Regions from separate parts of the Homo sapiens genome. Here regions 1, 2, 4 and 5 are each linked to region 3. The links are chromatin loops, found by intact Hi-C in ENCODE. Cell type or tissue: adrenal gland. All regions are shown on one strand. Links, peaks and the distances in the headings refer to the core of each region. The heading gives the core; the rest is flanking DNA.

Region 1 (4,701 bases), core at 470-4,469, 81 kb after region 3:
AAAATGCAGCAAATTATGAAAAAAAAGGTTTAAGGTTTAATATACAATACAAATAACATCTACCTAAATGAATTATATCACAATTATCTCTTTTCTAAAATAAACAATTTTTTAATCTACAAAAAATAGGAATAACAAATCCCTTACAGTTTATAGGCTGAATGTAAAATTATTATTAGATGACATAGAGAATATATATACATTCATGATCCAAAACTTCAAAAGCAGAAAAACTTTTTCTAGCAAAGCAGAAAAATGAGTGCATTTCAAACACACTTTCAGTACACTCTCAGTTCTGTATCAAAGTTTATTAAAATGCTTACATTTGCAGCTTTTCACTTAAGAGATCCACTGTGGGGCTGGGCATGGTGGCTCAGACCTGTAATCCCGGCACTGTAAGAGGCCGAAACAGGCAGATCCCTTGAGGTCAGGAGTTCAAGACCAGCCTGGCCAACATGGCAAAACCCCATCTCCACTAAAAATACAAAAATTAGCTGGGCATGGTTGTGTGCGCCTGTAATCCCAGCTACTCGGGAGACTGAGGCACAAGAATCATTTGAACCTGGGAGGCGAAGGTTGCAGTGAGCCGAGATCATGCCACTGCACTCCAGCCTGGGTGACAAGAGTGAGATTCTGTCCAAAAAAAAAAAAGATCCACTGGGGAAGAGAAAACCTTTTTGTTCCTTCTCAGAACAGACCTGGAACAATCATCATCAGGATACCTCAGTCTGTCCACCAAGTCCATTGGTGCGATCTTAAGAGTCACATGACTTCGGGATGTTTGAATAAAAGGGGCCTTGACTTGGACCTACAGGGCAGGTAAAATGGTCAACAGTCGTTCCAGCTCTTGCTGCTAAAGAACAGAACGTCCCTGTGAACACGGGCCACATTCTCTCAGCAAACCACAACAGAAATTGTTCGGGAAAAGAATAAACTCAATCCATCATGATTTCCTTCTGTTTTCTGAAATTCTCCCGGCAAGTCAGTCTGCATCTGCAATTCTGCCTGCTCTGTGAGTGATCCTTTGCACAGGGTTCCAGCTCCCCATTGTCCAAAGGTGTCCCTGGGGCACGGTCCTCTCCTAACCCCTGGGGCAGGCTGGCTTCCCCTTTCATCCCACAGATGGAGGGAAGACGCACAGGCGTTCGTAACGGGCCAGAAGTCACACCACATGTGGAACTAGATTCACAGCCACACCAAGATTCCTTCCTGCAGACCCACAATGCTGAAGCTAATAAATCTGAGTTATCAAATGCTGCACCAGTGGAGACCTGGGTGCAGGGAACATGGGAAATACCAATACAGGGGCCCTCTGTTGCAAGAGTGTGCAGAGGGGCAGACATTGGCAGGGTCAGGCCCTTGGCCTCCTGGCTGCCCTGTGGTCTCCCGAAGAGACGCCTCCCCTCCACACCCAGGACCCTGACACTTCACCACTGTGGCACTTGGGACAGGGCCTGAGGTTATTAAAAAAGAGCCCTTTCCCCTTAAACTGCTGGGATCCCCCAGAGACAGTTTTAAAGCAATGTACCTTCCCCCTTAGTGTCCTGGTTTGAAAACAAATAGCAGAAATCAGAAACAGAGGAACCTGCCTGGAGATTTCTAACTCAACCCTGGCACCAGGCGGCGGTTTGTGGCGGGGCGCCCCTAGAGCTATGCCATCCTATAAGGCTGCCAAGTGGGGCTGGCCCAAACTGGGATGGGCTGGGAAGGTAAAATGCACATGGGGCACTGAAGATTTTGTGTAAAAAAAAAAAAAAAAAAAAAAAGAACAAAAAAAAACTTAGTAGTAATTCTTGTCATCTACACGTTTAACATTTTGGATTTTGGATATACTGGATTAAATAAAACTATCATTAACATTAATTTTACGTGTTTCCTTTTACCTCTCGATGTGATCACTAGAAAACGTAAAGTGATAGACATAGCGTGCATGGTACTTCTCTTGGGCAAAACTGCCCTTGAATGCTGGGTTAGCGAACTACAGGCCCGCGGGCCAAACTCTTCCCACCACCTGTTTTTGTACAGCCAGTGAGCTAAGGCTGGTTTTTACATATATATACACACACACATATACACATACACACACACACACACACACACACACACACATATATTTTTTTTTTTGAGACGGAGTCTTGCTCTGTCGCCCAGACTGGAGTGCAGTGGTGTGATCTCAGCTCACTACAACCTCCATCTCCCGGATTGAAGCAATTCTCCTGCCTCAGTCTCCCAAGTAGCTGGGATTACAGGCACCCGCCACCACGCTCAGTTAATTTTGTATTTTTAGTAGAGATGGGGTTTTGCCATGTTGGCCAGGCTGGTCTCAAACTCCTGACCTCAAGTGATCCGCCCACCTCGGCCTCCCAAAATGCTGGGATTACAGGTGTGGGCCACCGCACCCGGCTGGTTTTTACATTTTAAAATGGTTGGGATTAAAAACAAAATCAAAAGAAGAGTATTTTGTGACATGTGAATGGCATGGAACTCAAATGTCAAGTGCCCATGAAGTCCATCTCTTCCCTGCCAGGCTGCCTCGGGCTGCTCTCAAGCTGTGAGGCAGGTCTATCAAATACTATCTGGTCCTTTAGGGAAAACGTTTGCTGACCCCTGCCCTGGAGTTTTGCAAATACAGACCCAGGTTTCTGAGCTGAGGAGGGTGTGGCTCAAGCCCCCTCTGGGCTTCATGGGAACTGCACAGGAGCTGACCTAGGATCCAAGGCCACTGAGCCTGGTCAGAGGCAGGACGGGACCAAGTCCCACCAGCTCACTGGGATGGCTACAGCTGACCCAGAAATTTTTTTGGCATCAAATTCTCTTCAGATCACTCTCTTAAGTTTCTCATTTGTGATGGATGACTCAAAATTGTTGCTTATTTTCAGAACAGAGCAGGCCCATAGACAGGCTGGGGACCCCAAAGAGGCAGACAGCCTGTCCCAACCCCCTCTTGGATGATGCTTCAGAAACCCCAGCCATCTAGAAAGAGGAAGGGTGGAGGGACACTGGTCTCCCATAGTGTCATCTCTAAAGCTACATAATCCCAAATGGCTCGGACCAAAATGAAATGAACTCCACACAGGGTAACAAGCATGACCAGGGTCGGACACTCAAGGGAATGGCCCAAAAGGTGAGCTGCTTAATAACCTGGCTGTGGGACTTTGATGAAGTTACTCACCTGTGCAGGCCTCAGTGTCCTCTCGGGTAAAAGGGGATGGGAATTACTGCCTGTTTCCTAAGACCTGTGCATATTAAATAACACATATAAAGAACTCGGAATAATGCTCTGTTCATAGTAGGCACTTGATCAATGTTTGTTGAAAGAAAATGAGTACTGGTGGGCTATTTATTTAGGGAACTAGTTATTGAGGCATTTGCCCAATCTGATTCAAGTTCATAAGTCATTAGTAATGAAAATAAAATTTCTATTAATTTAATGGGAAACAGTAATGTTGATAACTTACATCTTACTGTCATAGTAATTCAAAAAGTAGCTCTCAATACCTTTTATTTTGTTTTTATGCCCTTGGCTTTTTGTATCAAAGTAGCTACAAGGAACTACTTTCCAAAAGCTACAATAGCTTTTGCCTTAAGAATGTTATTGAAGGCACTGTCTATGTAAGAATATACAGCCTGTATTAAAACAACCAGTATTAAAGTCAACGTTTAGAAGTTGACTTTAGCGCTAATGCTAAAAGAAGCTTTTCCTTCATGGGAGAACTGATGCCTTTTTTTCCTGAGAGTCAGTGCAACACATCAACGGCCATGTTTTGCTTTTTGTTTTAGGTGCCAGAAAGCTCACATCCTAAGTTTTGGTTCACATCTACCAACGGGAGGGAATCCTAAGACGTACATATGTGATCCAGCTTTTCCCTTCATCGCGACCTATTATTCCATTGCCCGTTCTTTATTTTTGTTTGTATTTTACTGTAGATGGTCCCCAACTTAGGAAAGTTTGACTTACACTTTTTCAACTTTACCAGGTGAGGAAGCCACAGGCAGTCAGCAGAAAGCAGTGAGCTGCTCCCTCCACAGGCCCGGCAGCGGCAGCCCCGCGATCTCCAGGGTGGACGTCGGTACTTCATGGCAACCTGCACTGCCAGGTGCTCCTGCCCAACTGTCGGCTAACATTTACCCATTCCAAGCGCACTTAAGGTAGGTGAGGCTATGTTACCATGTTCAGTAGACTGAAGGGTATTAAACGCATTTCCGACTTAAAAGTATCTTCAACTTAGGATGGGTTTCTGGGAAGGCAGCCCTGTCGTAAATTAGAGAGTATCTGTCTGTATCAAACGTGTGACCTTACGTGCACACTTCATTCTCTCATGCAATGAAATAGGCAGAAACAAGCAAACTATTATTACCAACATACAAATAGTGAGATTTCAATGACCAGATACTCAAACGAGCCTGCAAAAATCCTCACACCACGGCCTACAGGATGAAGTCCATAAATGACTACACTGATTAAATAAGTCTTTGCATTTCTTCATTTATATTGGTCCTATTTTGAGAAATGTCTAGAAAGGTAGCAAAATCACCTAGTATATAGGTTCGGGTAAATAATGAAGAGTACTCAGTACTATCTTCTTAAGAAAAGAAAAAAAATTCTGAATTTACTAATTTTTTTCCTCTTAAGAAAAGAAATCTAGGGTGTTGGCTACGTTTGCTCATGTTGAGAATGCAAAAGGCCACTGTTTCTTAAGC
Region 2 (4,701 bases), core at 268-4,267, 290 kb after region 3:
GGATCTCAGCGCTGGCTGCCCTTTCTCCCCATTTTCACCTGTTTCGCCATTGCTCTCAGTTGCCACCCTGGCTCTAAGAAGCGGGGTCGAGAAAGAGCCACTGAGGAAACTGAAGAGGCCACGAGTCGATTCTGTGCCCAGCTCAGACTGTGGCTGATGCGCAGAGGCACGTGGGCTCTTGGAGGGTGGGGATGAGCTGGGCAGCCCCACGGCTCCTCCTGGCAGGGCCCCCATGCTGCGCGTCTGTGGGCTCTTGGAGGGTGGGGATGAGCTGGGCAGCCGCACGGCTCCTCCTGGCAGATCCCCCATGCTGCGCGTCTGTGGGTTCCACGGCAGCCAGTTCCAGGCACAGGGCATTCTTGGTGCACTTGTCAGGTGATTGACTCCGTGCAGCGATCTCCACGGGTCCTTTTGAGGATGATGCCGAGAATCTCTGTTTTACTCCTGGGAACACAGCAGCTGCCAAGGTTGGACATCACTCTTCCTAACACCTGGGAGATAGATAAGGAGTGCTTTAAATGAAGCTTCAAATGTTTCTAGTGGTTCAAGAGGGGCCCTGAATGTGTGGATCCTCCAAGCTCCCCTTCTCTCTGCACTTGGCTGTGTTGTCATTCACAGCCCAGCAACTCACCTTACAGAGGTTAGGAGGGAGAGGAGGCTACACATCTGCGTATTAATTCATAGAAAGCCTTGACCCCATCAGTGCCAAGTCCCAGCATGTTGTTGAACCACTTACATCAAGACAAGGCATTTGTGCTGCATCAACTCAGCAGTGATTGGCAGAGTCCTGTATTCATCATTCCTCCCGGTGTCGTCCTTTTAAAAATAATCTACAGGTGAGCAAATCATGAAAGTGTGCCAAACTGGTAGGCTTTTCTTTTTCTTTTTTATTATTTATTTATTTATTTATTTATTTTGAGATGGAGTATCGCTCTGTCGCCCAGGCTGGAGTGCAGTGGCACAATCTTGGCTCACTGCAACCTCTGCCTCCCGGGTTCAAGCAGTTCTTCTGCCTCAGCCTCCCGAGTAGCTGGGACTACAGGTGCCCACCACCATGCCCAGCTAATTTTTTTCGTGTGTGTGTATTTTTAGTAGAGACGGGATTTCACTGTGCTAGTCAGGATGGTCTCAATCTCCTGACCTCATGATCCGCCTGCCTCGGCCTCCCAAAGTGCTGGGATTACAGGCGTGAGCCACCGCACCCGGCCAGCTTTTCTTTTTCTATGAGTTTGTGGTTTTCTGCCAGGACATCCCATCAGTTTGGAATAAATGAACACATCCCTTAGCCCTGCATTTACAGACCCCACCCCCATCACTCAAGTCCCCATATCCCCTCTCCAGATCTGTATCCACAAAGCACCACGCTGAGATCGCCTGACTGCGCTGCCTTTGACCTTCCAGGCATCAGCGTTCCCAGGAAGGGAGTGGCTCCAGGCCCCTGTGGGAGAGTTGCAAAAGGTGGCGCACACTTGGTTTTCCAGGGTTAGACCCCCTGTATGAGTCTGAGAGCCCGACAAGCCCAACTATGGCTTTGAAATTCATCATGGGGTCATTTTCTGTATTTAAAATAAAACTGGAGAAAATGAGATTTCAATCCCATTTTGAAAATGTTTGTGCCGAGACAGCAAACAGCAAAATGGAGCTTTCTTGCCAGCGAAGAAGAGCACACCTGCATCACCTTTAAGGAGAAACGGGCACAGCCGTGCCCTTGCTCTCTGGGAGTCCCCATGCAGACTGGTGGAGGTGCTTGGAGCACCTGTCAGAGGGCTGGTGTCCAAGAGCCAGGGGGGTCCCTACCCAGCTCCACTCACCCCCACCACCCGCAACAGACAAACTGCGTGAGGCTTGGTTTCTCTGCCTGTGAATGGGGACCACTCCAGGGACACAGTCCTCATCCACACTGCCCGCCGGCACCCAGGCTCAAGGTGCTGGGGAATGTGTGGCCCTTCCTTCCCTCTGCCCCCGCAGGTGTGGCCACCAGTGCTGCACAGGCCTCTCAGCCATCCCGCTGTTGTCCTTTTGCTTTTAGTTTTGGAATCTGGTCCTTGGGGTTGCTGGGTTTTGTTTTGCTTTTGGGATGTCAAGCAAGCATTGGCTATGATCTCCAGAGTTCAGATGGTCCCCTAAGATGGATGCAATCCCTAAAAATAAGGTGATGATCCCTACACATATTTATGACCATTTTAAGGACTCACACGTGGTTCTCTGGGCAGACTCTGTGCTGCACCCTGGCCTGTCAGAAGTGCCTTTTCAGCAGGCGACTATCATCCTGCATGTCCTGCCCCTCGACCGGTCACCCAGCAATGCTCTGTTGTCAAAAAAAAAAGACGAAGATTAATCAAAGTGTTGCCTTCTTCCTACTTTTCTTTTTTCTTTTTCTTTCTTTCTTTCATTTATTTTTTTTTTTGAGAGAGGGTGTTGCTCTGCACCCAGGCTGGAGCCTCGAGTGATCTTCCCACCTCAGCCTTCCAGTAGCTGGGACCACAGGCGCACACCGCCGCAGCCGGTTAATTGTATTTTTTTGTAGAGACAGGGTCTTGCTCTATTACCAAGGCTGGTCTCAAACGCCTGGCCTCAGGCGATCCTCCTGCCCCAGCCTCCCAAAGTGCTGGGATTCCACGCGTGAGCCACTGCACCCGGCCCTTCCTACTTTTCCACGGCTGGCCCCAGGGGTGAGCACGCTGTTGCTCTGTGTACCTTTAAAGACTGTTTTCCAAAAAGTGGCTGCCATCTCCTGGGAGCCCGTGAAATTGCACGATCTGGAGTCAGCCAAGCCTTTAGTAACCGATTGTTTTGTTTCTTCCTCTTCAAAATGTGCAGGTTATTCCAGGGCCATGTATCAATTTTGTAGGTCAGAGTGACCCAGATCCAATCCTTACAGCACCAAGGCAACAATATCAGGGCCCTGGGTCCCTCCCTTGGCCTACAAATAAGAGTAATAAAGGAATTGACGTCAACAGATCTTTGTCATGATAAGTTACTGTGTTACAGGGATGCAAATTTCACAGCTACAGATCCTGTCAAAGTTGCTTCTAAGCCCAAGCTCTGGGTGTTGCAACTATGGTTTCATTATCCTAAAAAAAAAAAAAAAAAAGGAAATACTTAAAGATACTTTTAAAACTTGGTTTAGGTCGAATGCCTTAAAAAACAGCTTTCCTTTCAGGCCCCAAAGCTTGAGATTCTAAGCTGGAGAGTCAGCAAAGAGTGCCCAGAGACTTGGTTCTCCCGGAACCTCCGCCCCCTCTCCCACCCAGTGAGGGCCATCAGGTGAGAATGATTCATTTCTCACTTGAATAGACCCTTTAAATAAAGATGAGTCATTTTTCTGAGAATAAGTCCTTGACATCAAATTGTACAATCTGTTGCCTTTCTAAACACCTCAGTTTAAGGGAAGCAGAATGACTTCAATATCAGGGTTTGTAACAGGCACACAGAAGGGGCAGGGGGTGGGGCCTGGGGGAGGACTGAAGACCCTTTGGTGAGTTTCAGGAGGTAAATAATGACTTACCAGAACGACAGCATGGCTGCCTTCCCTGTGAAAAGCCAGTGTTGAAACATGAGTGTTTGTTCATCTGCAGCCTTGGGCTGTGGTGTCTGCAGTGTTTAATAAGTCATTTTTAATTAGCTTCCATCCACCGTGGTGCGTGGCTGGCTGTCTTCGCACAGCTCTCCGGGGCTGTCTCCAGGAGGCCCTATTTTATTGGCCATTGATGCCATGTCTGCTCAGAGATACAATCAGAAAATATGATTGGTGTTCCCGCATGACACACAGGAGGAGGCACGGATGGCATTACACAAACGGCCCAACAGGCCGGGCGCGGTGGCTCACGCCTGTAATCCCAGCACTTTGGGAGGCCATGGGGGGCGGAAGACCTGAGCCTGGGCAATATAGCAAAACACCGTCTCTATAAAAAATACAAAAATTAGCCAGGTGTGGGGATGTGTGCCTGTAGTCTCAGCTGCTTGGGAGGCTAAGGTGGGAGGATCACCTGAGCCCGGGAGATTGAGGCTGCAGTGAGCCAAGATCATGCCACTGCACTCTAGCCTGGGCAACAGAGCAAGACCCTGTCTCAAAAAAAAGCAGCCCAGCAGGTGACAGGGTGAGCATGGTGGGATTTATCATGAGCAGTACCCTGACCTGTCCGAGGGCACAGCATACCATTATCTAAATGACCAAGGTCCGGAAACTCTTTCGTTCCTGACTTTTCAGTGGTTAGAAGGTGCCAGAGACCAGCTACCTAAGAAGGGAACTGGCCAATTCCCAGGAGGAAAATACTGCCTGCCACTGCACTCAATTGGGGCAGCCATGGCTGAACAAAGCAGGAAGGAGCTGATGGGCGTGAAAAAGGACTGGACTGGAAGTGAGGACCCCAGCTGTCCAGCACATTTCTCAGGGAAGACTCACATGGCACAGCCCAATGCTGGTGTTCTTGTCAAGTGAAGAGTGGGAGTGTCCCGCAGCCCCGGGAGAATAATCTACTTGAGTCCCTGTTTTAAGGGGCATTACTGAGGGGATTCTGCTCCCTGAGCTCCTAGAGGTCTGAGAGCAAAACCATGCAGTGTTGTGTTTGCATTCACAGAGAGCAGGGAATAGAAATGTCTGTCTGCCTTCCCCTCACCCCAAAACCAGAATGCCATCCTCCTAGTGTGTCTGCTGCACTCATGGCAGCAGGAGGAGCAGAAGCAGCCGGGGGTGCTGCT
Region 3 (4,701 bases), core at 355-4,354:
TCAGAAGCAGGTGCAGCCCATCAGGAAGCCACAAGCCCCTCCAGAGGCACCGAGTCGGGGAGACCCAAGCCCCAAACACCAAGGCCATGGAGTAGGAAAGTGACAGCGTGGGTCTTGCCCTCATTCTCATCAAAGGGCAGCCCTGGGCTTTCATACAGAATAATAAACGCTGCTGCCAATCGTCCAGCTCAGTCCTATGGCCAGAAAAGTTTCTTCTAAAGAAATGTCTTCAAGAATGATTCTTATCATGACACATACAATGTGAACTACAAAAAAAAAGAAAAAAAAATCTGAATGACAAGAAAATGCCAGGACTAGAGCAACATGGAACTGAATGGTATTATAAAATTTTGATAAATTATACCCCAAGATGTTTATTCTACTTTTTCTGGATGACTGAGTACACGTTTTCATTTTAAGTGATAATCTACTAACATAAACAACTTGCGAAAGTATGTTATCTGTGTTAACAGAAAATTACATAAATATCTTAGTACTCTGGACACGATATTTTATTTTTGAGACAAGGTCTTGCTCTGTCACCCGGGCTGGAGTGCACTGGTGCAATCACAGCTCACTGCAGCCTCAACCTCCCAGGTTCAAGCCCTCCTCCCACCTCAACCTCCTGAGTAGCTGGCTCTACAGGCGTGTGCTACCATGCTTGGCTACTTTTTTAAAAACTTTTTGTAGAGATGGGTCTCACTCTGTTGCCAGGCTGTTCTGAAATTCCTGGGCTCAAGTGATCCTCCCTGGCATCTCCAAGTGCTAGGATTACAGACATGAGCCACTGCGCCCCCAGCCTTGGAAGCTGTATTTTGATGTCCGAACAAAAACAGTCCCAAATTAAATATAGAATTTCTGACTAGACAAATTATTCGTGTTACTTTTTAAATCAGTGAGTACAGAATCAACAACTTAAAGGTTAATCAAATACCTCTAGCTTCCATGACAGCTTTCGGTTAAACAGCAGTTTATCCGGCATAAAACATAATCAGGTTCCAGAAACCTGGAATTTACTAACTGCTTCCTATTGACTCAACCATAAAGAAGCGTCGCTCAGGTTTGGTTTTTCTGTTGTGAATCAAATGCTGAAGTGAATCGAATTCAAGTTGGCTTTCACGGCTACTCTACACCTTACACACCTTCCTTCGTCCCCAGATCCTAACAGCCAACCAAAACACATCCACTGGAGAAAATACAATCAATATATTCTTTTATTATTTTTTAAAACATGGCAAACCATACTTTAATCAGAGAGCAATGAAGATTTCCACTTACAAATTTATCCAAGTTGGCAAAAAATAATTAGCTAACACGAATCTTTCCTTGTATGACGCAGCTGTCTGAAGCAGATGCCAGCTAGCACAAAGGCCGTACATGAAGTCTTATCAAGAATGGTGGCGGGGACTGTCGGGAAGAAGGTGCTGACGCCGCTGGTAGATGTTAGAATGAAAATAAGGAAGCTTAGAGTAAGGAGGAGAGCAGGAAAGCCAGGCCCATAACACTAGTTATGAAGGAATGGGGGCCTTTCTGAAGGAATGGGGGCCTGGAATCTTCCAACAGGAGTCACAAAGAATACAATTAAACCACTTGTGTGTTTTCTCCTACACAAAGTGTTTTAAGAGGCATAGGAGGGAGTAAGTCTCAGGAAGAGAAATAACACTGTACACTTCTCCGACTTAAAGCCAACTAATATACACACAAACTAGCTAGCACCTGCATGGCTTTCTACAACTTTTTCTATTGCGATGCATAAATGTCCAAAAACACAGAATCCAAATTCCGTGTCTTTTACAAAGAAACTGTAATGAGTCTTTAAAAAAAAAAATCAGGATCACTTATTAGTAGAGTCTTCAGATTTAAAATCAGGCATGTGTCTGACTTACGGAACAAAGGCCATTTCATAACACAAGCGGTCTCTGTCCTCCGTGACAGAGGAAGGCGGATTTCCCCGAGGCATCCTGGCAGCCCGCGCAATGCATGGAAGCTACCACTAGATGGCACCTGCGCCCAAGCTATAGCCCGACTCCCTCCTGGTGCTGGTGCTACGCGTGTGGTCCCCGTACATGGAAGAGCCATCCACTTTTCAACAACAGGCATTTATCTGCAAAAGACTTACACCAAGAGCTTGCCTTAAAAGATCATCAGGACAAATGCAAAATGCACATGTCTTATGAAGCACAGCACTGTCAGTATAGCAATGCATCCTTTTGATCTGCATCTTACATTTCAGTTTGCACCTTCAACAATATTTTCAGAGGCTAAAAATGCAGAGGGCTTTAAATTAATAATATATTTGCATTTTGGCATAGACGGAATTAAGCAAACTATGTCCATGAACATTACATGTGGGGGATTATATATATAGTCAGCATATCCAACTTCAAAAATGTCCAACCTTGCAAAAACTTACTCAAATGTAATGAGTTAGCAATTGACTTAAAGTATGTTAGTCATTTAGTAACTGACTTGAAAATGCTCTCCATGCTGGCTTCAAGGCAGCTCATCTCAGCGAAAGCCTGGGTGCGTTCTAAGCGCTAGAGAGGAGGTTCAGGAAAACAGCACCTAAGTTGTCTTCTGTCACCTCTAGACTCGAGGTCCACAGGTCTGACTTCTAGCCCCAGGGCCCCCCTGATACTGTATAAGTCGGGAAACACTCTCATCCCTTGAACATAGCTCTGGGTGACATCGTCCATTCAATACCGGTCCCAGGTGGTCACCACCTGCAGGAGGAGACCCAGCCACCAGCCCTCACCATGTTTCTGCTTGGAACCAGCAATAATCACTTAAGATTGTGAGTGACATGTGGATGAAATGGAAACTGCTAAGATACCTGGCTCTTTGGCCTAGTTTGGTCTCCCAGTGGGGTGGTTTCAAGGGTAAGGATGTGCCTCTCCCACCGTGGGATGAGCAGACCATCACCGCAGAGCAATCAGCCCTGCCCAAGGGCAGCAGCCCTTCTGAAAGTGGCCCTTCCTGCACACGCCCCCACTTTAGCAAACTCAGGCAGGAGGGTGTGAAAGGGCTGGAAATTCAGAGTGAGCAACTGGAAGGGGAGACAGATGGAGGGACAATTTCCCAAGAGGCCGACTTGGGGCAGAAGCCAGAGAGGGAAAAAGACAACCCCCAGGTCTGAGCCTAGGCCAGAGATGAACACAGGAGCAGGCGAGGCTCACGGTGTTCACGACACAATTTTCTAAGTCCTTTCACAGAGGTTTATGTTACAATTATTGTCATTCTTTGGGTACTGTGATGTGTGTCTTCTGGTAAGACGGACTGAATAATTTGAGAAACAGCTATTTCTGAGCACTTGGTAGGATTTGCTACCTAAACGCCCAGAAAGTTAAAACTTCATTATTTTAGGACACTAAATAAACAAATAAACATCCCAGCTTTCCCCATTAGACATTCTTACTCTTATCGTTCTGATGAATTCACAACCTGGCTGGTACTGACCCCGTACTTGGTTGAGTGTGGATTATAAAGCTATAAGCAGAGAGGGGTGACCAAATGGAATCAAACTACGTAGGCACGGCCTGTCTGGTTAGGAAGCTTGTCCACACAGAAAGCCAGGCAAAACTAAAGCATGTTATGGTTACACATATATAAACAAATGTGAAACATGTAGGTTTTCTACAGCTCCCACATGCAGAGTTCAAACTATTATGTAATATAAATATTGAGTCTCAGAAGTTCCAGTCCACCATGGATACCTAAGGAAAAGATCTGACATTTTACTTAAAAATTTCAGCAACTCTCCCCAAATCACAACACTATATTGTTCCTGAAATATCTCAGGCAGGCTTCCTTAATCACACTGTAAGTTGTAACAAAAGGGTTGTAATTATAGTGTCCATTAAAATGATGTAAACACAATATATATATATATACATTTCTCCTTCAGACTTCATTCCTTCGTTTTCCTCTTCTCTCCTATTTTTAAAAAGAGGAAATAACTGTATTTTCCTTTCCTGTACATCTTAACCCATTTATGCCTAGTGTTCCATTATTGGAACGCTAAGCTCATGGGAGTTATTTATATCCTACTGCTCAAGGTTGTCACCAAGGTCTGATTTTTCACTAAAAAAAGAAATTTGCAACCTCCGGCATAAATGGGTTAAGTTTTGTTCTTATAGTTCACCTTCAATTTATCTTTTTTTTTTTTTTTTTTGTGAACCAAAAAAAAGAATTTCAAGCCCCAATTGAACAATGCCTCAGACAAATCTCTGGAAAGCCCTAATTACTGCATTTATCTTCTCAACCACTCAGTCATATTTCTATTTTGAGAAGGAGTTACAAAATAATATCTCTGCAACTGTTTCGCAGGAGCTCGTTGACCAAGCTGGAGCCCTGGATCTATGAATTCAAAATTTTGAAAGCTAAGTAAGCTGTTTTCCATCAAGTACTACATCAAAAAGCTGGTCACAAGAGGCCAAGCCTAAGTCCGTCCCTCTCCGCCCACGGGCTTCTCCGAGGCCATCTCCGAAACGCCCTGCAGCTGCTGGCAGAGCCCGCATGGGCCCCTATGTGGCCCCTGGACAGACCGACGGCACTCCTGGGGCAAGGTGAGCCCGGAGCACAACCGGCCTCCCAGTCAGTTCCTTCCCGGGGCTCTCAGAGCCAACCACACCCCCGCGCCGCATCTCTCCACCACCAACCACACCCCCGCGCTCCATCTCTCCACCAACCACACCCCCGCGC
Region 4 (4,701 bases), core at 428-4,427, 220 kb after region 3:
TGGTGACAGTTCAGATGAAGGTCCTTGGCATGAACAGGAGTTGTAAGGATGGATATAGTGACTCGGTGATTGAATACTAAACCCAAATTTAAAATAAACGTGGGTCATTTGGTCCTATAATCTTTGAAAAAGCAATTATGTATAACGGCAGAAGGTTTCAGCTGGATGTCAGATTATACGGATCTAAGAGTCAGTAGGAGGCCAGAAGAGTGGGAACTATTCTTTTCAATGTGATGGTGGGAAGCGAAAACAGAGGGCTCTTTTTTTGTTTCTTGGTTGGTTTGTTTACTAAGGCATGGAGAGGTGAGCTTGTGTTGTGGGAATAAGAGAAGGGATTCGTGGGAGGAGATTGAAAATGCAATCTAGAGAGGGTCATGGGTGGAGAGGGGTGCAGAAAGATGGGGGTCAGCTTGACTCTTGTGGTTTCCCTGAACTCTGCCTCATTCTAGAGATAACTGGGGTGAACTGGTGTCTCAGTGGGACTGTGGAATCCACAGGTGCAGAATGAGGTGCTTGTCCAGCTGAGGTGGGTCTTCCTGGAGTTGGAAGCATGGATGTACAGGAAGCCCTGTCACCAAGGCTGGCAATTCCACCTGAGGATCAACTCGAGAAGTGGCCATCAGAAACCTGTGACGATGAACCCGTGGCTCTCCTTTTGCCTGCTGCACCCCAAGTGTGGGGACTGTACTTGGCACACAATAGGCATTTAATGCACATTGAATGGATGAAGTCTGAATGTGGTTGCTCAGAGTTGGTGATTACCGAAGTCAGAATGGAGGGAGGTCAAGGGGCTGTGTCTTGAGGGAAGAAGGAAGAACCTCGTGGCAATGGCTGAACTGGGAATCCAGAGGTAAACTGATCCAGCATGGGGGAGGGAGGCTTAGGGTCTGGAGATGATTTAATAAGAGTAGCAGGGCCCGAGAGGGAGGCAGCAGGAATGTGGCTGGAGGAGCCTCCAGGAGCCCTCTGCCAGGGTCGTGAGAACCCATGGGCTGGGGCCAGGGAGATGAGAGGTGGAGGCTGGGACCATGGTGTCCTCTTCTTAATCAAAAGCTGATGCATTTTGTTTCCTCTTGAAGGTCTCAGAGTCCCCACAAATCCCTGCCTTGTTCACAACAGTTGGGGCTTTGTGCTTCTCTCTGAAATAAAACTTTTATCTTAAAAAAAGAAAAGAGAATGTATCCAATATAGTATATCATAATCACAGTATTGGGAACTTTCCCAACCCTGGTGGGAAGGAGGAGGAAGTCGTGGGTTCACTGGGGCACAGGAAAAAAATGCCAGAGATGTCCACCCCTAATTTTTTTCCTCTCCTCTTCTGGGTTTCTGTTGTAATGGATTGAAAATACACAGGAGATGTAATGCAAAACTTGGCTTTGATTTTTTTTTCCCACCTAACTCTTTAAAGGTTTGGAAAGATTTGATTACATGGCAGGGAAAGTAAAAATGTGGATGAGATATCCTGACGCTCAGGCCACATGACCAGGTGATAAGGCGTTCAGAGACTGCCAGCGGCAGCTGCTGGCTCAGGTGCGGCCTGTGTGGGAGGACTCGTGTCTCGGTGGTTACAGAGAAGCTGGCTTCCACGGTGTGAACCCGACTGAATCACAGGCCGCTTTTTTGTTCTCCCTCGGCCTTGGAGGGCCTGGGACGTTCCTGTTGCCCAACATCCTGGTGAGCTGAGAACATTCTGTAGATTAATTAGGTTCTCTCCTCTGGCTCAGCAGGTCTGTTCTAGCCATTTGACCAAAGGCTCTCTGATATTTTCTACCAGCCTTAGAACGACAGTCTGCAGATGTGTGCACATAAATGTCTGGGAGGAGCACACAGATACTGTGGGAGGAGTGGGTCCGGCGTAGCTATTGGGAGATCTCGCTCGTACACATGGCGCTACATAGAAAGAATGCCCTGAGGTGAAGGTGACAGCTCGGCAGTTTCTTAATACCCTGAACTTGAGCGTGGCCTGCGCTAGAGAAAATACACGGTGCTTCTTAAAAACAAAAGCCAGCAGCCTGCAAGAGGGCTGTGCCTGCGAGTTCCTGGGAGCAGGAGGGGGCTGTTCCTCCGCCCCTGGCTCCAGTTTCACCCAAGTCACTTCACAGCAGTTGGAAGGAGGTCACCAATTGTTGAGTGTAGGCGGGGGGCGGGGAGGGAGAGGAAGAGGGATGAAAAGGGAAGGCCCGGGTCAGCTGGGAGAGGAGCTCGCGGGCTTTCCGGCGGGCTGGCCTGAAGTGGAAGGGCCCAGGGCTGCCTGCCACCCTCAGATGCCACGCAGGTGTTGGGAGGGCACCCGTCTGTGGGCTCAGGGACGTGTTCCCACCGACAGGCACAGAACGGAAAGCACCTTGGGGGAGACGCCCTTCTCCCCATCTCAGGAGGGAGGCCGGGCCTGCAGACCTCCAGCCCTTCCCCAGCGCTCGCTGTGAGCTCCCCCCCCCCACCCGCCCCCCACGTGCTGGGGAGCAGGTCCGTTTCCCCACCAGTTTGCCTCTGGTCTTTGTGTTTGCTCTGAGGCCAGGCGCGCCCCCTGCTGCAGGCCTGGGCTCCTGTGTGGAGTTCTCCTTTCAGATGTTGCTAAAATGTCTTGAAAGGCTGCGGCCACACCAACAGACGTCGTCCGGCCTTCTTCACACGCAACGAAGCGCCCAGGTGGAAATGCATGTACCCGCGGCAGCTTCTCGGCAGCGGGCTTCCTGGGACGGAAGACACAGGCTCGCCCGAGGGAGACGGAAGCAGGGGATCTGCTAGAACTCAGCTCGCCTCCTCCTTTCTCAGCAGGGCAGAGAATCATGGGCTTGTGCTGACGAAAGCTCCAGAAAATGGACTCATTTAACCTTTCCAAAGATATTATCCAAGCTGCAAAATCTTGGCAATCTGAAGACCTTTTAAGTCGATATACCAAAGAGCTTTAGTCAGGATTGAATGCAAAATGCCAAAATTTCACTTTTAAAATCATCGTAACATCTAAATACAACCTAAGCACACTTGTAAACTGATGCCGAACAGGCACTTGGAGAGCCCTCCCTGCACCCCTTCCTCGCCCCCTCCTTTGTGCAAATGCTGTTTGCCCAGAACTTCAGCCACTGAAAATCCTGGGAACTTTCTCTTCCTGGCTGCCAACCTAGCAGTTTGGACTCACAGACGAGATTTTTAAATCACTGAGGGATTTAAGCCTCTCTGTGTCACAGAAAAGCGAACACCCTCCCAGTTGAAGGTGGCCCCAAAGATGCGGGCCTGGGACCCAGGACTTCTGCAGGAGAGTGGACGCCTGGGTGCCCCCCGCCTTGCCCTGCACATGGTAGGTGCTCAATAATTACACAATAAATATTCACACAAAGCAGTGATTCTGCCGAAGAGATCCACTGCAATGCACCTGGCTTCCTAGAAGCAATAAATGAAAAGCTTTTCTATTTTTTTAAGAAAAGAAAAGATTAATGAAGCCCTGACGTAGAGGCAGAGAGCTCAACAGAATCCAGTGACTCAAGGCGTGCGCAGAAGCAATTTGCTTCTGAAACTCTAAACACCGTTCTTTAGTACTTCCTGACACTCCTCAGCAGCAAGCAAATAAATATTTACATGTGGAAGGAGACTGTCCTTTGAAATGTAGGTTGTTCCATTCAGAAGAGAAATACGGCAAGGTGCCACTACTTTAGTGGCAACACGCGTTATTATTTATGTTTTCCAGTTTGAAAATCGTGCACTTTCTATCAGGACCCTTAAATGGTAAACACTGATTCCCACGTGAAGCGAATTAGTCCAGCAGCCACCCCCCCCTTGGTGGTTCAGGGACAACAGCATAAGCTTTGACAAATCACCCTTTGTTTTATGCTTTGATTACCTGGTGAGCTAAAAACAATGATAGTAAAAGCCTGGACCTGCCATGTATTCAGTCTGCATTTGTTACTCTCCCCTTTCTTCCATTTATGAGTTTGTTCCCAAAAGATTTTTTTAAAAAAATTCTGACTTGAGTAACTTTTCCTCTGATCTGATCTGTTGTCAAATTAGTGGGTGGCAGGAGAAAGCCAGTCACATGATATCATCGTTTCCTATTCAAACAGACGGCTTTTTTTTTTTCAGTAAAAATACTCGACTGCAAGACTATGAGTGTGCAGATAATTCTGCTGCTTACTCCGATTGGAGGTGTCTCCAGGGAGTTTCCAAGCACAGGAAGCATTCCTGCTCTGAGGTTTCGGAAGAACACTTTCAGCAGGATTTTGGGTCACTGAAATGAAAGTGAACTATGCTCTGTACAAATGTATCATGTTTAATTCAGGAGAAATTCATGCATTTCTTTGTTCTATAAATATTTACTGGCAGCTCGTTTTGTATAGGAGGCTGCCACCTCCCAAAAGCCCCCTGCTCCTCGAGTGGGTTGAGCCTGAAACCCCACATCCACAGACGTGCCCAGCGGCCTTGGGTGCTCAACACAGGCTCGTTCAGGTACGACCAGATAACGGGGCATACCTGGTCCCAGAGTTCAAGGGCTTGTCTTATTTTATTTTAAACATCAGACTCTAACTGCTTGTTTAATCTAAATGTTAGCAATCAACCTACAGCCACCTGAAATATGTGAGTGGTGTTTAACAGATGATAAAGATCATATATTACTTGCATGGAAAGAATGTAGAAATATAGGTGTCCCTTTTAGTCTTTAGTGTGTCCCCATAATCAATGTCCCCAGCTCATTAATGAAAAGGTCCC
Region 5 (4,701 bases), core at 217-4,216, 310 kb after region 3:
ACAGTGAAATGCAGACGGTGGCGGTGGGGATGTGCTTGAGGCAAGGCTTAGCAAAGGGTTAAAGTATAGGCAAATTCGGAGGAAAGTGGAAATGCCCAGGAGAAATTTCACTTTAGAAAAAAATCACAAATCCATTCCCTCTTTCGACCCCTCACTCCAGCAGTGCCTCACACGAGTGCCTGACTCCAGATCATCCTTCTCTGAGGCGCCTGTCCCTGACATGTCTCCAGGAGCCAACTGCAGCCCAACAGCCACACAGGTGGGCCTGACGCGCTCTGCTCAGGAAGCGGCTGTGAACCCGCTGCCTTCCTAACACAAGTGTTAGTTCTCTCAGGGTGCCGTGGCCTTAACAGCAAGAGCCACAGCGTCTGTGCTCCCAACTGCCAGGGACTCTGGCTTCCGGGAGGTGGCCTGAGAACCAGCTCAGACAGCAGGGATGGGCCGGGCCTGGCCCTCTGCTCGGGGCCACCCAGGCCTCAGGAGCCTCCTGTTTTACAACTGTCATACCCGGGATCCAAATCCCTTTCCCCTGCCGGCGCGGATCAAAGAAGGGCTCTCACCCCCACCACACTCTCCGCATCCCCACAGGCCTCCCACTGCCCCATCCAACCGTGGCTGCTCCCGAGGCTGCAGGCAGGGTTAGGCCGCCTGTGGGCGACCACCCCGAGGCCTGTCCTCAGCTGCTGCGGGAGCCCCCTGCAAGGCTGGGTCATCACTGTCTACGCAGATCTCGCGTGGGCCCTTTTCCTGGCCTAGCACCCCCAACACACTAAGAAGGGCGGGCAGCATCCTGTTGGTCTGGACTCTGGCGAGGCTGCTCCGGGAAGCCGCAGGAACGTTCTGTGAAACAAAGGCTGACGACTCGGGACTCCCATAAGAGATAGAGCTTGGTTTCCACGTGCCACGCCTACCTGCCATGCCCCGCAGTGTCACGTGGCTTAGAGAGCGGTCGTCACGTGACCCGGAAGTGATGGTCACGTGAAGGGGAAATGGCTGTCTCTGCCCAGGTACCCTCCTAGATCCACGGAGTCCACACTGAGGCCTTGGCGCCCAGGCCATTGCCAGGGCCTTGTTACACCAAGTTTAGGAAAACCGGATTCCGGGGTCACAGCTGCAGAGGAGGGGGTGGCGGAGGTCTCACAGGCCTCACCTCTGCACCTCCCCTGGGGCGGGATGAAGCAATCTGGGGTAACCCGGAGCAAGAGTCTGTAAAGAACCCCAAGGCCTGGGGTGGACTCCAGGCCCAGGTGCTTGCTGGGCCAGGTGCCCGAGCCTCTCAAGGCCCCCAGCCCTCACACCTGTGGGGCCTCGACCACTCCGAGCAGCTGGGGCCTCGGGGCCAGTCCCTGAGTTAAAAATAACCCAGCTAGGCTAGAAGCAAGGAAAGACAAGCGTGCTAGAAACTTCTCCCCTGCCAGGTCAAACAGGGAGGACATCCAGGGAACTTTCTAACTCTAACTTGGGTATAAAACCAGCTTTAGAAGTTGCTGTAAGTTAAGAATTCCTTCAGATAAAATTTTACCTGGGACTTGGTTTACCCTTTAAAAAATCTTTAAAGGAGGAGAGAATAGTTGACATTTCTGAATCCCTGAGACTAGCGAGCATGTGGCTAACGTCACGTTATTGAACAGAAAGGGCGGCGGGGATTTTTGTAGAGGCATTTCCAAGGACAGCGGACGGGCCCTGCGGGCTTAGGGCCCGGCGGCAGAAGAAAGAGGAATCAGTTAGAAATATTCGAGATTTTCCACTTAAAGCTTTGGGTAGAGGCCAATATTGTTGACATTTAAACATCCAGATGAGCCGTCTTTGGGTCAGGAACAAGGAGCTGTCTGGTTCCACATCCCTGGAGGTAGCCTGAGCGCTCAGCAGGCCTGAGTCAGGTCCGCCTCCTGCTACTGACGACTCACGTGATTGAGAATAAACGGCTTAGCCGTCTGAGCTGAGCCTCCTCCTCAATCTGTTGTGCAGTCTATACCCGCGTGTATAGACTCCGGGCCCTTCTTCCCCACGGCAGGATCTAGCAAGGCGCTTCTTTCCGGTGCAGCGCGGAGCCTGTGACTTATGCTCCGCTGCCATCTGGTGGCCCTACGCTCGAATTACAGCTCCAGGGTTTATTAGGTTTTTTAAATTATTATTGTTTTGAGGGATGAGGGAAAACCCTTTTAAAAGTTGAACACGTGAGCCTGAAAAAGTTAAGAAAAGTCAAAACACATGACAGGGGAAGGGAAATAGGTGAGGAGCAGGCAGGATATGGAATGTGGACAATTTCCAGGGTCTTTGTAGAACTGCATGTTTACTTCTTTGAAAGATTTTGAATTCCTAGAGTATTAGGCCCACCTAAAATGAAAGAACCACACGTATGCCAAACACACAGAATACCAATTATTTGTATTATCTAACATTTGGGATTGTCTACTTTACTCTTTTTTTCTCCATTCGAATGTCAAGTTGCTTTCAAGGAACCCTTTTAATGATGTCTAAACTGAAATTGAGACAACTGCTGCTGACTGGATTCGACACTTAACCCCCGGCCCTTGCCCTGGACAAGACCCAAGGGACCCTGGCTTTGAGTAGAACCCGCAAAGAATATAATACTGGCCCCTCCAGAAAATAATCCTCCACACCTCTGTCCAGCATGTTGGCGTATCCTCATCACGAGCGAGTTCTGCACTTGTGACTGATTTGCCTTTTTGGCAAAAAGAGATGGAAGTTGAGCTCCCTAGCGAGAGCAAGCGCTCATCATTTGCAATACAGTGTGGGGTACAGTGTGGGGTACTAGAGGGAGGTGGTGCCAAGCTGCAGGGCGCCAACAGGTGAGTGCCAGCAGGTGAACATACCCTGAAGGAAACCCACCAGGCGGGGCTACCTGAGGGCCTGTGTCCTGGGCAGGGTGACCAGGTGGCCGTCCCACCTGGTTTGAGAGTGTGTGCATCAGGGCCACCACCTGCTCTCTTGCTCCTCTCTTCTGAACATCATTAAAACAAGTTCAAAAATGTTCATCTCCAGCCATGACCCCAGGGCCACTGACAGATGCCTGCTCTTGGCAGGGGAGCGGCTCTGGGCAGCCTGCAGGGCCTGTCCTGGCCAGCAGGAAACGACACCAAACAACCATTTCCTGGGTGATTTCAGGCAGACCCAGGACTCCTTTGATCATCCAGAATCAGGACTCTGAGGACTTATTGAAGGCCTCAGGCTCTCCAGAGGGCCCCACTTGTCAGAGTCATTTCACTCCCCAAAATGTTGGCCAATTCCTGATGCTAGCAGCCTAGCTGGGTGGGGTGGGGCAGGTGCGGCCATGGGAAATCCAGACTGTTGGCCTTTTAAGTTGGGAGTTAGCAAGAGTTGCTTCTTGTAACTGGCTCAGTGTAAGTAAGGCCTCTGCATTAGATTTATAGGCTCTGCCTATCCCGACAGTTCCCCAAACATCCCAGCCCTCCGCAGCCCAGGAGAGTTCATCGAGATCATCTTTCTGTCTCAGGTCAGTGCCCTGGGAAGGGCAGCAGACTGACTTTTCTCGTCCTGCCCGTGGCTCCATGGCTGGCACACAGGACGTGCTCTGTGAGGTTGCCTCTTGACTCTCCTCCTCTTGACATTTGCTGGCCCTAAAAAATGATGAAGGTTTTTCTCATTCTAAAACTCAATCCTTCTGAGTTGGCTTGGCCTTCAGTGGATTAGAGATTAGGATCTGGAGCCCCCGAAACCTTGAGCCAAAACCTCGTTCTAGCTACCAGCTGTGGGTACCTGGGCAAGTAACCTGCCCTTTCTGGGCTGAACTTTCCTTAGATGTAAATGAAGGCAATAATAGCATTGAACAGGGTTATTGGAAGCACTAAATTGGGACACTGTGTGTAAAGGTTAAGTGCTTAGCCGAGGCTGAGACCAGCAAACACTGGAGCCTCTGGGTGTCTGTGCTCACTGCCTTTCCTGCTCTGCGCGTGGGGAAGATGCCCTGCACCTGGCGCTCACCTGTGCCTTAGGCCCAGGACGCACAGTGATTCACCACGCTGCAGAGCCGGCCGTACCCTTCAGTGAGTGACCCCTGCCCTTCAGGGCCCTGCTCTCCCTCAGCTTATACTTTAACACTTCAGACTTTTTGAAGCCTTTGGCCTTAGGCTTTGCTGAGCCAGGTTAGGGGAGGAGAAGGCAGAGGCGAAGAAAGGGGACTAATTGCATATCTTTTTTTTTGGAGACGGAGTCTCGCTCTGTCGCCCAGGCTGGAGTGCAGTGGCGCAATCTCGGCTCACTGCAAGCTCCGCCTCCTGGGTTCACGCCATTCTCCTGCCTCAACCTCCCCAGCAGCTGGGACTACAGGTGCCCGCCACCACGCCCGGCTAATTTTTTTGTATTTTTAGTAGAGACGGGGTTTCACCGTGTTAGCCAGGATGGCCTCGATCGCCTGGCCTCGTGATCTGCCCGCCTCGGCCTCCCAAAGTGCTGGGATTACAGGCGTGAGCCACCGCGCCCGGCCGGATTAATTGCATATCTAAGGTGAGGCCCGGGGCTCTACGTTCACCATGGTCCCCTCATTAAAAGCTGTGAAGTCAAACACCAAGACCCAGAGAATTTAATACTAATACGTGGCCCAAGTTAGACAGCAAGTGCATGACAAAGATAGAACATGACCTTAGCGCCACCCAAATACAAAGGACAGACTCTTCTCAGGCACATTGCGTCTGAGGCCTGTGAGGTCGCTGGGCCTGT

The links. Peaks named below come from ENCODE experiments on the same cell type or tissue, not always from the same donor. Only the 100,000 strongest peaks of a DNase experiment are listed, where the experiment ranks them.
Region 1: it touches region 3 in a loop (2.5-fold over the local background); 36 of 110 quality-filtered maps call a loop at or near these places.
Region 2: a loop joins it to region 3, with 5 times the contacts of the local background. A loop is called at or near these places in 86 of 110 quality-filtered maps.
Region 4: it touches region 3 in a loop (2.6-fold over the local background); 73 of 110 quality-filtered maps call a loop at or near these places.
Region 5: a loop joins it to region 3, with 5 times the contacts of the local background. A loop is called at or near these places in 100 of 110 quality-filtered maps.

Annotation. Positions count from the first base shown.
Region 1 is chr18:76,478,417-76,483,117 of GRCh38, forward strand. The region is part of intron 1 of ZNF516 (zinc finger protein 516); the gene reads right to left. Among named protein-coding and RNA genes, the nearest start is that of ZNF516-AS1, 11 kb to the right of the region's middle. RefSeq lists enhancers at 755-1,326, 1,327-1,897. In adrenal gland, for the core only: a CTCF peak has its summit at 2,711; no DNase peak of the experiment used is centred there; H3K27ac peaks cover 1,060 bases.
Region 2 is chr18:76,684,172-76,688,872 of GRCh38, forward strand. LOC105372212 (a long non-coding RNA gene) reads right to left here and starts at 3,252. Exons shown (of 3, transcript XR_935657.4): 1 at 2,698-3,252; 2 at 2,196-2,308; 3 at 1-491. RefSeq lists enhancers at 2,297-3,253, 3,265-4,241. In adrenal gland, for the core only: a CTCF peak has its summit at 2,735 (motif pointing left); DNase peaks (open chromatin) are centred at 2,746, 3,585 and 4,234; H3K27ac peaks cover 1,567 bases.
Region 3 is chr18:76,397,096-76,401,796 of GRCh38, forward strand. The region is part of intron 3 of ZNF516 (zinc finger protein 516); the gene reads right to left. Among named protein-coding and RNA genes, the nearest start is that of ZNF516-AS1, 92 kb to the right of the region's middle. In adrenal gland, for the core only: a CTCF peak has its summit at 2,002 (motif pointing right); a DNase peak (open chromatin) is centred at 1,986; H3K27ac peaks cover 656 bases.
Region 4 is chr18:76,617,897-76,622,597 of GRCh38, forward strand. It overlaps LINC00683 (long intergenic non-protein coding RNA 683), which reads left to right and starts at 1,881. Exons shown (of 2, transcript NR_120419.1): 1 at 1,881-3,298. In adrenal gland, for the core only: a CTCF peak has its summit at 2,532 (motif pointing left); DNase peaks (open chromatin) are centred at 1,665, 2,135 and 2,265; H3K4me3 peaks cover 2,485 bases; H3K27ac peaks cover 3,917 bases.
Region 5 is chr18:76,707,899-76,712,599 of GRCh38, forward strand. No RefSeq gene overlaps it. Among named protein-coding and RNA genes, the nearest start is that of LINC01879, 20 kb to the left of the region's middle. In adrenal gland, for the core only: a CTCF peak has its summit at 2,077 (motif pointing left); a DNase peak (open chromatin) is centred at 1,943.